Regions from separate parts of the Homo sapiens genome. Here region 2 is linked to region 1. Evidence: chromatin contacts called from ENCODE Hi-C or POLR2A ChIA-PET data. All regions are on one chromosome and are shown on one strand. The core of a region is the stretch at or near the end of the contact, and the rest is flanking DNA. Distances in the headings are between cores, read along the strand shown.

What was found. A loop is a pair of places that touch in the nucleus more often than their neighbours do. ChIA-PET counts read pairs that join two places held with the same protein, here RNA polymerase II (POLR2A).
Region 2: a map of breast epithelium shows a loop between it and region 1 (6-fold over the local background). The contact joins two enhancer-like sites. A Hi-C loop is called at or near these places in 2 of 168 maps with a recorded cell type or tissue (breast epithelium and psoas muscle). POLR2A ChIA-PET finds 5 or more read pairs at or near these places in 4 of 52 experiments (CD4-positive, alpha-beta T cell, WTC11, activated CD4-positive, alpha-beta T cell and 1 more).

What each region holds. Positions count from the first base shown.
Region 1 is chr1:11,223,717-11,231,037 of GRCh38, forward strand. It overlaps MTOR (mechanistic target of rapamycin kinase), which reads right to left. Exons shown (of 58, transcript NM_004958.4): 18 at 7,209-7,321; 19 at 4,952-5,202. It also overlaps the pseudogene RNU6-291P. Among named protein-coding and RNA genes, the nearest start is that of MTOR, 35 kb to the right of the region's middle. Within about 2 kb of position 3,800, at least 3 of the 41 ENCODE cell types and tissues checked have a DNase peak (open chromatin) inside an H3K27ac peak, as active enhancers do.
Region 2 is chr1:11,172,494-11,179,814 of GRCh38, forward strand. All of the region lies in intron 28 of MTOR (mechanistic target of rapamycin kinase), which reads right to left. Among named protein-coding and RNA genes, the nearest start is that of ANGPTL7, 13 kb to the right of the region's middle. RefSeq lists an enhancer at 5,355-5,893. Within about 2 kb of position 3,840, at least 3 of the 41 ENCODE cell types and tissues checked have a DNase peak (open chromatin) inside an H3K27ac peak, as active enhancers do.

The sequences.
Region 1 (7,321 bases), core at 2,550-5,049:
AAGAATGCACTAAGTAAGATGGTGGAAATAAACGCAAACATGGCCAGGTGCAGTGGTTCACACCTGTAATCCCAGCACTTTGGGAGGCCGAGACGGGTGGATCACTTGTGGTCAGGAGTTTGAGACCAGCCTGGCCAATATGGTGAAATCCTATCTCTACTAAAAATACAAAATTAGCTGGGCATGGTAGCATGCACCTATAATCCCAGCTACCTGGGAGGGTGAGGCAGGAGAATCACTTGAACCCAAGAGGCAGAGGTTGCAGTGAGCCGAGATCACACCATTGCACTCCACCCTGGCAACAAGAGCGATACTCCGTCTCAAAATAAAATAAAATAAAATAAAATAAAATAAAATAAAATAAAATAAATAGGCCAAATATAACAGCAATCACAATAAATGCAATTGGCCTAGAATGCACTGGTTAAAAGACAAACATTTTTAAATTGGATTAAAAAGATAATCTAGCTATATTTACAAGACAGCATCCAAAACAAAAAGTCACAAGACAGTTAAAAGTAAAAGAATTGGAAAAGACATATACCTCCAAAAAAAAGCTGGTACAGCTATATTAATGTTACGTAAAATACGTTTTAAGGTATTATTAAAGATAAGAAGGATTATTGCATAATGATAAAAGAGTCAACTTACCAGGAAGATATCAGGATTTAAAATTTGCATGCATCTAGTAATATAATCTCAAAGATACATAAAACAAGATTGACTAAACTATCAGAAAAAAGCCCACCAATGTAAAGGGAGATTTTTGTCTCACTTCTCTCAGTATTGATAGATCAAACAAACAAAAATTAGAAGGACACAAAAGATTTGAACACAATAAGTAATAAATTCAATCTAATGACTTATGTAAAACCCTGTCCATAACGTTAGCAAATACACAAGTATTCCCAAGGATATAGGAAATATTTATGAAAATCAATCAACCACTAGACCATTAAAGCAGTTCCAGCAAGCATGAAAGAATCATAAACACAATGCAATTAAGTTAGAAATCAATATAAAAAAGAGAAATTAAAAACCCTTTAAGTTTACAAATAAAATACCCACTTCTAAATAACTCAAGGGTAAAAGAAGAAATTCTAACACTGGAAAATATTTCTGGACAATAATGAAAATACTACATCACTACTGAGTAATAAAGGAAGAATGAATTACTGATACATGCCACACATGGATGAACCTCAAAAGTTTTAAGTGAAAGAAGCCAGATGCAAAAGACCACATATTCTATGACACCAATTACATGAAATGCCCAGAAAAAGTAAATCTATAGAGAGAGAAGCAGATTAGTAGTTGCCCAGGGATGAGGCAGAAACAGAAAATGACTGAAAATGGACAGGAGGTTTTTTTGCTGGGGTGATTTAAGTTTTCTAAAATTAGATTATTAGTGATAACTGCATAACTCTGTAAATATATTAAAAATCAATGAATTTTACGGTATGTAAATTTTATCTGACTTGTAAATAAATAAATAAATTTTTTATTTTAAATTTTCCCCCCACATATCTTACGGTATGTAAGCTTTAAGAAATTTTGGAAAGCAGTTAATACTTGGAGTGAAATTCATAGCCTTAAGAGATTACATTAGAAAAGAAGACTGACAATGACTTAACATTCTAACACAATTTTTTTTAAAAAGCAGAAAAAGTAAAATAATAATAGATCAACAAGTCAAAAATTGGTTCTTTTTTTTTTTTTTTTTGAGACAGAATCTTGCTCTGCCATCCAGGCTGGAGTGCAATGGCACAATCTCAGCTCACTGCAACCTCCACCTCCCAGATTCAAGCGATTCTCCCACCTCAGCCTCTTGAGTAGCTGGGATTACAAGCATGTGCCACCATGCCCGGCTAATTTTTGTATTTTTAGTAGAGATGGGGTTTCTCCATGTTGGCCAGGCTGGAGTTGAACTCCGAACCTCAGATGATCCACCCGCCTTGGCCTCCCAAAGTGCTGGGATTATAGGCATGAGCCACCGCACCTGGCCGATAGTTGCTTCTTTGAAAAATGCTTTAACAAATCTCTAGTAGAAAATTAAAACATAATCCACTCAGTTCTGGGGCATAAAAAAAGATCTTAAAAAAATTAAAATGTAAGAGAACAGTGTGAACAATTTCATGTCAACAAGTTTTATCACTTAGACAAAATGAACAGCTTCCTAAAAAAAAGTAGCCAAAACTGCTTCAAGGAGATACAGAAAAGCTAAACAGATCTTTGAGCCCATAGTTAAGAAAGAGAAAATTATAGACCAATTCAATCAAGAACACAGATCCAAAAATTCTAAGCTGAACTGACATAAGATCGAAATTTAAAAATACATTATAACCAAGGTGGTTTTAATATAAGAATGCCAGCATTCTTACATTAGAACACGTTATCAGTGTGATTCAACATATTTAACACATTAAAAGAGAAAAACCATATGACTATTACAGACTAAAGAATTCAATATACATTCATAATAAAACTCTTTAGTATTCTCTTTATATGAGAATATTTGACCTTTATAAAGCTATCTAGTGCTCATTTTGGCAGCACGTATACTAGCATTGGAACAATCTAGAGAAGATTAGCATGGCCCATATGCAAGGATAACAGGCAAATTTGTGAAGCATTCCGTATTTTTTTAAAAATAAAAATAAAATAAAAAGATATCTACCAAAAAGCTACAACAAATATTATACTTCATGGTGAAATCTTAACAGCAGTCCCATTAAAATCAGGAGCAAGGTTATAGATTTCCACTATCACTGCATCTAATTAACATGGAAGTAGGCCGGGTACAGTGGCTCACTCCTGTAATTCCAGTGCTTTGGGAGGCCAAGGTGGGCAGATAGCTTGAGCCCAGGAGTTTGATACCAGCCTGGGCAACATGGCGAAACCCAAAAAATCAGCTGGGTGTGGTTGTAAATGCCTGTAGTCCCAGCTACTCGGGAGGCTGAGGTGGGAGGATTATTTGAGCCCAGGAGGTGGAGGTTGCAGTGAGCCCATATCACCTATTGCAACCTCTGTGTCACCAGCTTGGGCAACAGAGCTAGACCCTATCTCAAAAACCAAAAACATGGTAGTAGAGGTCTTATGACTTTTTTAGTACTTATTACTTTTCCTTACTGTGTCACTAAGTGGTGGTTTACAAGATTAAAACTAAAAAACAAAACTTCCTTTTTTAATTTTTCTTCCCCCCACCCCCGCCCCCGCCCCCGCCCACCAGACTATATAATTATATAGAGTAAAAACCTGAGAGAATTTACAGGTAAATTATTAGAGTTAATAAGAATTCCGGCCAGGCGTGGTGGCTCATGCCTGTAATCCCAGCACTTTGGGAGGCTGAGGCAGTTGGATCACCTGAGGTTAGGAGCTCAAGACCAGCCTGGCAAACATGGCGAAACCCTGTCTCTACTAAAAATACAAAAATTAGCCGGGCTTGGTGGTGCACCCCTGTAATCCCAGCTACTCAAGAGGCTGAGGCAGGAGAATTGCTTGAACCTGAGAGGCAGAGGCTGCAATGAACTGAGATCATACCACTGCACTCCAGCCTGGGCAACAAAGTGAGACTTTGTCTCAAAAAAAAAAAAAAAAAAAAAAAAAAAAATTCAATTAGGTTGATAGTTATAAATACAATAGAAACAAATAAACAGTATGTCTATACTCCAGACACAAAGTTAGGAAACATAATTTCTAAAAACATGCTATCTCCTCTAAATGTACATCATGTTGACAATATGATCAGAGGGAAAAGTAACTAATTGAGGTATCTTTTAAACATAGTACTCTTACTGTACACCCTTAGTAGAGTGTATTCTAAGAATAACAGGAACTACAAAGCTACTCTGAACTTTACTTAGATCTGTGGTTGGTAGTAGTAGGGACATATAATCTTAGAACCATTTTGCATATTCTGTGGTTTAAAGAAAGACACAAGAAACAGCAAGAGTGAGAGGTGGGGGAGGGGAAAATTCCTCTTCACAGAAAAATGCTGCCAGCTAATAAAATGGAGAAGGAATAGCAAAATTAGAAAGTCATCACTTTGCAACCACCAGTGTGATAATCAACTCAAGTGAGGATTATCAACGGATGCTAAAATCACCGGATGGAAGGTAGCTGAGGAACAGGATAGCCATGGAGTCTCAAAGTGTCACCCCACAGATTACTCACTAATGGCAAAGGAAAACAGATAAGCTTACAATGGAGAGATCGGATAAACACCTACTCGGCCGCATGCTCGCACTGAGGATCAACAGTAATGGGACCAACTGGTGGCAGTATGAGATCCAGTAAGAAGCATTCAACTTCACCTGTGTAGTATTTTCACTAAAAATGTTACGACTTAAATCTCGTCATGAAGGAGCAACCAGAAATCCAGACTGATTTTCTATTTGTGGGGCATCTACAACCGGACTGAACTCTAGATTACTGAGAATGACAATGCTTTTCCTCCCCCAGGCTATTCATCTTTTAGCCATCTTTTTCTTGAGACAGAGTCTCACTCTGTCGTCCAAGCTGAAGCACGGTGGCTCGATCTCAGCTCACTGCAACCTCTACCTCCCAGGTTCAAGGGATTCTCCTGCCTTAGCCTCCCGAGTAGCTGGGATTATAGGCGTGCACCATCACGCATGGCTAATTTTTGTATTTTTAGTAGAGACGGGGTTTCACCATGTTGGCCAGGCTGGTCTCAAACTCCTGACCTCAGGTGATCTGCCCACTTCGGCCTCCCAAAGTGCTAGGATTATAGGTGTGAGCCACTGCACCTGGCCCTTTTAGCCAGGACACTGGAGTGAGCTGATTGTACACTTTATATGTTGGGAGTTAAGGGGGAGGAAGGCATTGGGCTCAGGGGCACAGAGAATGCACAATTAAGAAGCTGAAGCACAGATGGATCTGTGCATGTGTGGTGCAGAGGAGAAAGAGAAGGATTGGGGTTTGAGGTACTTACTTCCCGGATGGCCCCATCACAGACTCGAATGACGTTAAGGAACGTGGGCATGACCTGGGGCAGGAACTGCACACATTTGAGTCCCAGGGACTTGAAGATGAAGGTGATGGCCTGGACAACCATGGTGTGATGATGAGAGAGTGACTGGTCTCGGAAGATCCGCATCAGGGCCACCATGGACACAGCTGGGTAGAACTCATCCAGAGGCAAGTTTCCCATGTTGACCAGCATTTCACTAGTGCTATAGTCAGCTAGGACAAAACAACAGAGAGTGTTAGAGCTACACATGGCATGACGTGACTTCAGGCAGAGCATGGTTAGTAACAAACAACCTCCTAACAGACATTAGCATTCATATCTTTCTTCCTAGTATGTTCTAACACTGTTGGGAGTTCAAGGTCTATTAGGAACCAATGAATAGCCTCTCACCATCAAGGAGTAAACGGTTTTTGGCTTTTCTATTACTCAAACCACAAAAGCCTAAAACAGTACATGATGGGTTGGTTTTCTCTAAATTGCTCTGTTTAATTTAGCTTCTTACCGTTCACAACTTCATAACTGAAACCATCAATAAAAATAATTACTCCCCCAAAATAAAGTAAAGGGAATTAAATTAGGCAAACATCTGTTCAGCAGCTCCTTGGTTCCCCTAGGGAATTCAGACAAGTTGGTAGGCAAATACTACCTACCTGACTTGAACAGTAAGGACCTCAAGGACTCTGACGGTGGCAGCGGGGGCAGTGGCAAGGGAGGGAGGTATACTAACATGAAGAGTGCAGCGAGGAGGGTAAGAACTAAACAGATGAAGAGCTGGGCTGACTGGTGCCATGAATAAGGAAGAACACCAGGAGCAGCATGGCTCAGGCCCTGCTCTCAACAGCTATGGGGCTGACAGAATGACATCACAGGCATGCCTCTCTAATACCAGAAGAGGAAGAAATGTGAAGCAATATGATCCCATCTAGAAAGTTCAGAAACAATTTATTTTGGGGTAATAATATTTTCCTGGAATAGTTGGGAGAATCAATGTTAACTTTCAATGTCAGAAATAGGCCTGCCCTGAGGGAATATGGGTTAAGTCTAGAAAACCCTCCTGCAACCCCATACCCCACCCCCATTCACTCAGGCTACTTGTCAAAAGGCAACGGGCTATACAAAAAGTATCGAGGTGTGGTGGCACACGCCTGTAGTCCCAGCTACTTGAGGGGCTGAAGCAGGAGGATCACTTGAGCCCAGGAGGTCGAGGCTACATCATGCCACTGTACTTCAGCCTGGGTGACAAAGTGAGACCCTGTCTCCAAAAAAATAAAATTAAGTTAAAATAAAAACAATAAAAGGCAATGGGCAACAGACCACCAGAAATTATTCCACCTGTCTAACTGGAACCTTGCACTCATTCACCAACCTCTCCCTATTCCCCCTCCCTGAGTCAATTAAAAATAAAACAAACCTTTAAAAAAAAAAAAAAGGCGTCCAGGCACAGTGGCTCATGCCTGTAATCCCAGCATTTTGGGAAGCTGAAGCAGGCAGATCACTTGAGGTCAGGAGTTTGAGAACAGCCAGGCCAACATGGCAAAACCCCTCCCTACTAAAAATGCAAAAATTAGCCAGGTGTGCTGGTGTGCACCTGTAGTCCCAGTTACCTGGGAGGCTGAGACAGAAGAATTGCTTGAACTCGGGAGGCAGAGGTTGCAGTGCTGTATTCCAGCCTGGGCAACAGAGTAAGACTCTCCATCTCAAAAACAAACAAACAAAAAAAGGCAGTGCAGCTCTTGGGCCAGACCATTTCACGGAAAAAAGAGCCCCAAATTTCTGATTGCTGCTAGTTTTCCCTATGGCCCTGAGCCTCGCCTCTGATTTCCCTATCAATTAAAACAGGAAGAATCAATTCTATCCTCTTCTTCTGTAGATACCATGGGAATGAGAACCATCAAAGAGGCACTAAGAAAGAATGAGAGATAGATAGAGGTGATGGGGTGATAATGTGTATCTCTTGCATTGGCATCAAAAAGCAGACAGACTTGGCATGCCAACCCTTGACAAAGAATCTAGACAGACATGAGGACTCTGGCCACAATGGGAAGCAGCAACCCTTCCGGGATTCAAGAAGAAACTACTGACTTTTCATTCAAAAGTTGCTACACGAGCCAATATCCTATAATTTCTCAGTAATCCAGCTCCAGACTTTCTAAACACAACCAGCAAGGGCTCTGTGAGTGAGAACTTGGCAAGTCTTTCATGGCTACCCCCAACTTACAGGAATCCTGACTTGACTTGGATTCTGACAGGCTGACAGCAGAGGCATCCCGGGACTGGTCTATCATGCCAATGTTCACTTTGTGCTTGTAAGGATCCAAAGCCCCTAAAAGC
Region 2 (7,321 bases), core at 2,590-5,089, 51 kb before region 1:
AGCTTGCTGTGAGCCGAGATCACACCACTGCATTCCAACCTGGGTGACCGCGAGACTCTGTCTCAAAAAAAAAAAAAAAAAAAAATACAACTTTGGGCCAGGCGCGGTGGCTCACGCCTATAACCCCAGCACTGTGGGAGGCCGAGGTGGGCGGATCACGAGGTCAGGAGTTCGAGACCAGCCTGGCCAACATGGTGAAACCCCATCTCTACTAAAAATACAAAAGTTAGTGGAGCGTGGTGGCGAACGCCTGTAATTGCAGCTACTCGGGAGGCTGAGGCAGGAGGATCACTTGAACCCAGGAGGTGGAGGTTGCTGAGATCGCACCACTGCACTCCAGCCTGAGCGAAAAAAGCAAGACTCTGTCTCAAAAAAAAAAAAAAAAATTACAACTTTGACTAAACTCATGAAAAATGAACACTCTCGCTCTGAGAAATTAATTTCTTTGTCTCTGATTTGAGAACCTGAAGGTAAGAAGGTCACTGTCCATATCCACTCTCTTTTCTTTTTTTTTTTTTGAGACCGAGTCTCACTCTGTCACCCAGGCTGGAGTGCAATGGCACGATCTCAGCTCACTGCACCCTCCGCTTCTTGGGTTCAAGCAATTCTCCTGTCTTAGCCTCCTGAGTAGCCGGGATTACTGGTGCCCACCAGCATACCTGGCTCATTTTTGTATTTTTAGTAGAGATGGGGTTTTGCCACGTTGGCCAGGCTGGTCTAGAACTCCTGACCTCAGGTGATCTGTCCGCCTCGGTCTCCCAAAGTGCTGGGATTACAGATGTGAGCCACCTCGCCTAGCCCACTCTCTTTTTTTCACAACAAGGTCTGGTTCTGTTATCCAAGGTGGGGTGCAATGGTGCGATCTCAGGCCACTGCAACCTCCACCCCCTGGACTCACGCAATCCTCCCACCTCAGCCTCTCAAAGGCCTACACCACCACACACATTATTATTTTTTTTTTGTATTTTTAGTAGAAATGAAGTTTTGCCGTGTTGCCCAGGCTGGTCTCGAACTCCTGAGCTCAAGTGATCTGCCTGTCTCAGCCTCCCAAATTGTTAGGATTACAGGCATGAGCCACCACGCCCAGCCACACCTACTCTCTTGATTGTTCAAAGAATAAAGAGATTTTTAGTGAACCAGCTGCTATCAGCCTGTGTATTTATTTCCTCTTCCCCCTTTTTCACTTTAATTTCCTACAGGACTTTCTCCCTAAGCTACATTTCTCTTATTTCCTTCTGAGGAGTTCCCATGCACGCCTCTAAAGCTGCTGGAGAATACTAATTATGGATGTGGATGCTCTGGACAGTGAAGTCAGCAGGCTTATTAATCCTGGTGATCAAGAGAGTCTGTTATCTTGTTTGGGATCTTAATTTTTTCTTCTTCCTCCATGCCTTCTGGCACTCCATCACGGGAGGCAACAAGAAGAAGATACAAGAAGAAGATACCAAAATAAGAAGAGAGCTCACCATATGTGCCAGGCACTGCGCTTATTGTTTCTATGTATTATTTCGACCCTGTGAAACTATTATTAATATTCTCATTTTATATATGAAGAAAACACAGCCCAGTAGGTCACAGGCTATTGCCTTCCCTTAAAAGGTGACTTTCTCTTAAAAATGTTACCACGGAAAAGTATCTTTAGTGCCATGTTGAGGTAAAGAGAAAAAAGTATCTTAAGTAATAATGAAGGGTATACTGCAAGCTCTGCAATGGGAGGGACAGGCGGTGTCTTAGCTTTCTCCTCTTGGCATCAGTAGGCACCCAGGAATTAGCTGTAAAATGAACGAGTGTGAGCAATGGGTGGGATGTTTCCATTAACTCTCTCTCTAGAACTCATTGTGCAGGAGAAGGGAGCCCTCCTGTGCCTTCATTTTAACTTCCTCACTAACATTCCTCTCTTACTCCCAAGCTCCCATCTCACATTTTTTATTTCCTTCCAGAAGCTACTAATATGCCTCCAGCCTTCCACGTGACAAGTCAGCATGCCATCACAGCAGGCTTTTCAAAGACAGCCAGGCTTATAGTTCAGGCTGCAAAGTGCAGGACAAGCAAGTCTCTGTGAAAATGCAGGAGTTCACAGCCACTAAGTCCCAGATCTCCTGCCTACCTGGGTGATACAAAGCCGTCCTTTGAATTATGTCCCTTTTCTAATGAGATGTGGTTTTTATGAGACTGAAGGCAGAGACTGTATGTTCGGCTCCTGTGAAGAAATCACCTTTGCTCAAAAGCCCCCTTAGCGAGGAACTCTTGTTTTACGGGGCAGCTGGGAGTTTTATAAAGCCCATTCTATAAACACCCCCTTGGGTGCCCCTCAGTCTTTCCCTATTAATGCTGCAGGCTTATAAAGGGCAAACTGTTCAAAGCTCCAGCCCAACAGAAGAGGAGTACGTAACACCACAAACCAGACCCTGCTGATGCTGGTCTGGTGGAAAAGATCTGAACACAAACAAGTTTAAAGAAACTGAGGCTTGTCAGCAACGTGCCTATAACAGTGTGCAGAAATGACAGGTCAATCAGATTTCCCATCTCCTCTTGACGCCTACTGAGGCCAAAAGGAAAAGAGAACTGAGTCCCAAGAATTTTCTAAACTAGTGATTCCCACTGCCTCCCTAACATGGGTGTGGGGTATGTTGGTATTCTACTCCAGTTTCCAGTTATAACATCCAGTTGCTATCATACAGTTGTGAATCTGTAGAACAAACAGAAACTGCCTATCCGCATAATAGAATCCAGAGCCCACAAACTGAACCTGGCGTTAGGAAGACAACGAAGACAGGCGGAAAGGAGAACATGGTGAATCTGGGTATCAGGGGCAGAAGGAGGCCGCTGTACAGACATATTCATTCTCATTCATTCTCCACTCTCCCCACCCCAGCCCAAGATTGAATTCTGATTAAAGGAGGCTGAATTGCAGAGCCTCCTTTCATCAAATTCGAGTTTTGAATTGAGCTGGGAAAGTTCTTGGCAATCAAGGAAAACATTTTCTAGAGCTGAGCAGAACTAATACTAAGAAATTGCCTTGCTGCCTTCCTATAGCAAACATCACACCATTACGCTGAACATCTTATCCCCACTATCCAGAAACCTTGTTCCCAAGGCAGGGCAAGCATGCGAGCTGAGCAGCGGGTGGTTCAGCTGTGCAGACACTTCCCCCGGCAAAGGCCCTGTCAGGAGTGACGGTAGAGCAGCTCACGTGGGCAGTGGCGCCTGCTGCCTCCCCATAGCCCTTTCCTCTCAGGCTCTCCCTAGCAGGTTTTTTTTTTTTTTTTGAGACAGGGTCTCACTCTGTCACCCAGACTGGAGTGCAGTGGCGCAATCTCGGCTCACCGCAACCTCTGCCTCCCAGGCTCAAGGATTCTCATGCCTCAGTCTCTCCAGTAGCTGGGATTACAGGTGCGCGCCACTACTGCCCAGCTAATTTTTCTATTTTTAGTAGTAGAGATGTGTTTTCACCATGTTGGCCAGGCTGGTCTTGAACTCCTGACCTCAAATGATCTAACCGCCTCAGCCTCCCAAAGTGCTGGGATTACAGGCATGAGCCACTGTGCCCAGCCCCCTCACTGCCTTTTATTGGAGGAGGATGAGATTGACTGAAATAGTGGGTCATTAACTGCTCAAGGACTTAATGCTGACCCACAGCAAAGCAGTCTAAACGCCTTTCCTGCCACCTGAAGAGAAACCTGGAGAACATTGTCTCTGGAAGTGCCCTCAGTCACGGCTCCACAGGCTTCTGGACAGATGCTGAGTCCACAGTAACTTGACATGGCAGTGCCTCCTTGAGTGGCCCACTTGGTTATCGCCCTCATCCCTCAGTCTTGGTGCCGCGTGACCTCTGGGGTTCAGAGCAAAGTGATGCAAGCCTCTTCCACACAAGGCGGCGCCTGTCGGAAAGTCCTCAGGCAGCAAGGAGCATCTGCAGGCACAGCTGGGGCAACGCTCAGGCTTCCCCAGCGCTCCCATCAGGAATGTATGAGAACACACCCACTGGCTTCCCAAATGGCTGTGGACCTTCTTTCTCCTGTCTATTTCTAGTGCAGACCACAGTCTGAGTTTCATTTGGTTCCCTGTCAAGTGAGAATTCTCTGAATTCCCCTGGCGCCAGGCTGGTGACACATGCATCACAGCTGATGGGGCTGTGGCAGGTCTGACTGAAGTGGCCTGACCAGCCACACTGAGGCCACCCTGGACACTGCTTTGGGTCCTAACCACTGTATCAAGCAGTTTCTCTCATGGAGTGGTAACTGCTTGAGATTCTCCTGTCACTTCTCCCAGCACTGAGGCTTAGCTCTGTGCCCAACGCAGGATTAACAACCAAATAGTCTGATTCCTTCTAGGGCCAGGAAGATCTGGGGTTGGCTAGGCCTTGATGTCTTTATCAGGAAGCTACCTTGGGAATCTGGGAACAGGAGAATGGTCTGGGGAACTCAAGAATGAACAGACTAATGTAGAAGAGAAAGGACAGCAGGGCAGACAGAAGCAAAATGAAAACATCTGAAAAGTGACGGGGCAGAAGGTTGGGAGGGCTGCCGGAATGCAGACAGGAGGGGAAGTGAAGGGAAACAAAGCCAGAATCAGATGATGAAGACAGTACCTCTGGGTCTGGCAGGGCTGGAACTTAGGAAAAAGAACTTTATATATTAAGAGAAGGCTGGCCCCATTACAAGGTTTCAAAGCTGGGGCATTTGGTGTACTTGGAGCTCTTGGGGACCTAAGGCACCAAGATAAAAAAAAGTTTGGTGCAAGAGAGGTGGCCAGCTTTAGACAGTCAAAATAGGTTTCTTTGGCTAGGCGCGGTGGCTCATGCCTGTAATCCCACCACCTTGGGAGGCCGAGACAGGATGACTGCTTGAGGACAGGAATTCAAGACCAGCCTGAGCAACATAGCAAGACTTCGAATCTACAAAAAATTTAAAAATTAGCTGGGTGAGGTGATCTGTGTCTGCAGTCCCAGCTATTTGGGAGACTAAGGCGGGAGGAACACTTGAGCCCACGAGTGTGAGGCTGCAGTGGGCTACAATCGCACCACTGCACTCCAGACTGGGTGACAGAGTGAGACTCTGTCTCCAAAAACAAAACAAAAGATTCCTGATGTCTCAGGCTCAGAGTGGCCTAAAAATAAAAAGAATTCTTACTATGTCTTCATCCTTGTTTCTGTCTGGTCACAGTTTAAATGGTTTGTCTGTCACAATGCCTAGAGGACACGCTAAATCTGTATGTGAGAAAGTGTGAGCCCTTAGAATAAAGAGGGTAGAATGTTAACAGTTTTTGAGATTAGGAAGTGCGTGGGGGAATGGGGGCGCGTGTGCAAAAAAACTCATCTTTTCAAGATTGGTGAGTGGAAGTACCACTTTTTAAAAAGAAAAAAATGGAGGAGGGAAGTTGATTGTAATATAATCACCTTTCCAAGATACTTTTACCTGCGCATATTCTGCATAAATGCATATTTTATACATACTGGTGATGAAAGTATAGATACAATTTTGTATGCTGCCTTTTCACTAACACAGGTATTTTCCACTCCATTCAGTCTTCATAATTGCTTTTACTGGCTGCATACCCGTTTCCTCCCACTGATAGATCCCATGGCTGGTTAGCAGCAGCACTTGTTAGATACCAGGCCACCAGGAGTGCTGCTGATGGCTCCCATTCAGCACTCTCTATGCTAAGTGAACTGTCCTGCAGAAGTTTACAAAGTCAGCTCTGGGAATCCTAGTGCCCAGCCTCGGAGAGGAATACTGCCCAGCGATGAGCTGGCAAGCTGGCCCATTTGACTCACCGTCTCCAGGCATCTCCTGGTTGGATATAGGGCCCAGGTACCTTAGCACAACCCAGAATAAGGCAGAGAGAGGTGCACAACCCCAGAATGTCAAAGCACACGACTTTTGCTGGCCAGGTTTGCAACTGAGGAGCCTGTCAGAGGCGTGTTGTAAAAATGATGAATGGCTGTCACATTTCCAAGGCTCTGGCTGATTTAGGGAGCTATTGGCAGGCACACCGCTCCCAGCATGTCAGCCAGTTAATTACTTCCAACTTTATCTTACTTGTCAACACTTCTTGACAAATTGGCCATTATCTTTTTATTCTACAACAATGAGCACTGCTCCTTTTCTTGTGATGCCTGCAGGTTCTTCTCCCCCTTTCTGCTTCTTCACATCCAGAGAGAAACAAAGAGCTCTGAGAGAGACTACTAGAAAGAAGCAGCAGTCAGGAAAAGGATGGGGAAAAGGAGCAAAAGGGGTGGGCTGATAGAGTGACTCCAAAGCTAATGTTCATCTCTCTTGACTCAAAACTGAGGTGATATTTTGGGTAAAGTCCTGATTTCTTGGCTTCTGAATGTCCAAGAACTCTGACTCAGTCCATTATGTGGATAAAGTTGGGAAACAAAACTTAAACAAGCTGGCACCTAGTGATCTGGCAGCTTGTAACTCTTCACATTTAATTGTAGAAGCAGATGTGAGCTGGTCTTCCACTCTATTAAGGAGTTGGGCCACAGTGTAGGAATAATGATGCCCATTCTGGGTTCAGGGAAAAGAAAAAACCATGCCCACCTTCTTGGTAATGGATGCCTCATGGAAGAGAACTGTGGCACTCTATAACTGGATTACCAGGATTCACAGCCAGTGAAAAGTCCAGAAATGTTTGGAGAGACCAGTGGTGCCCCTACTGATATCATCACTGCATGAACAGTCAGAGGTGGCCATGAGGCAGAGCCCAGCACCTACTAGATTTCATCAGTTCTAAGACACACATTTTTTTCACACCTTAACATCTCTGAAATTGGGATGCAGCATACAATTCAAGGTTTCAGAGCACTGGGACACAGTGTAACTGCTAGCACTTTCTTTCCCTCCCCCAGTGTTATATAAAAATCAGAAGCAGTTTCTCTAAGTCAGCATAAGAGCAGTCCCATTAAATCTCCAGGTAGTCTGAAGGATAAGCTAGCTTTTGTAGAAGAGTTTAGGGATACCACTGAAATACAGCAAGTTTCTCCCCTTAGAAGGGTCTTGTTTTGTAACAATAGCCCCTCTGTCCTTTTGGCCAGCTTTAGGAGAAACCCCAGAACTCTCCTCTTCTTACAATTCCTCGCTGATGGCGAGGTTTCTCCACTGAAGAGCCTTCCCTGGGGTTCATAAGACGCTCTGCAAGAGCAAGCTGTTACAGTGACCCTGGGGGAAGTCTTGACAGCAGCTAGAAGTAAATGCATGCTCTACTGATAACTGGTGAGAGATGTGGCCTCTTGGGCTGAATCTAAAAGTGCATTTGAAAAAAAAAATGGGGCTACAGCAAAGATACAAACTGCTTCTGCTTTTGCTCTTTTCTC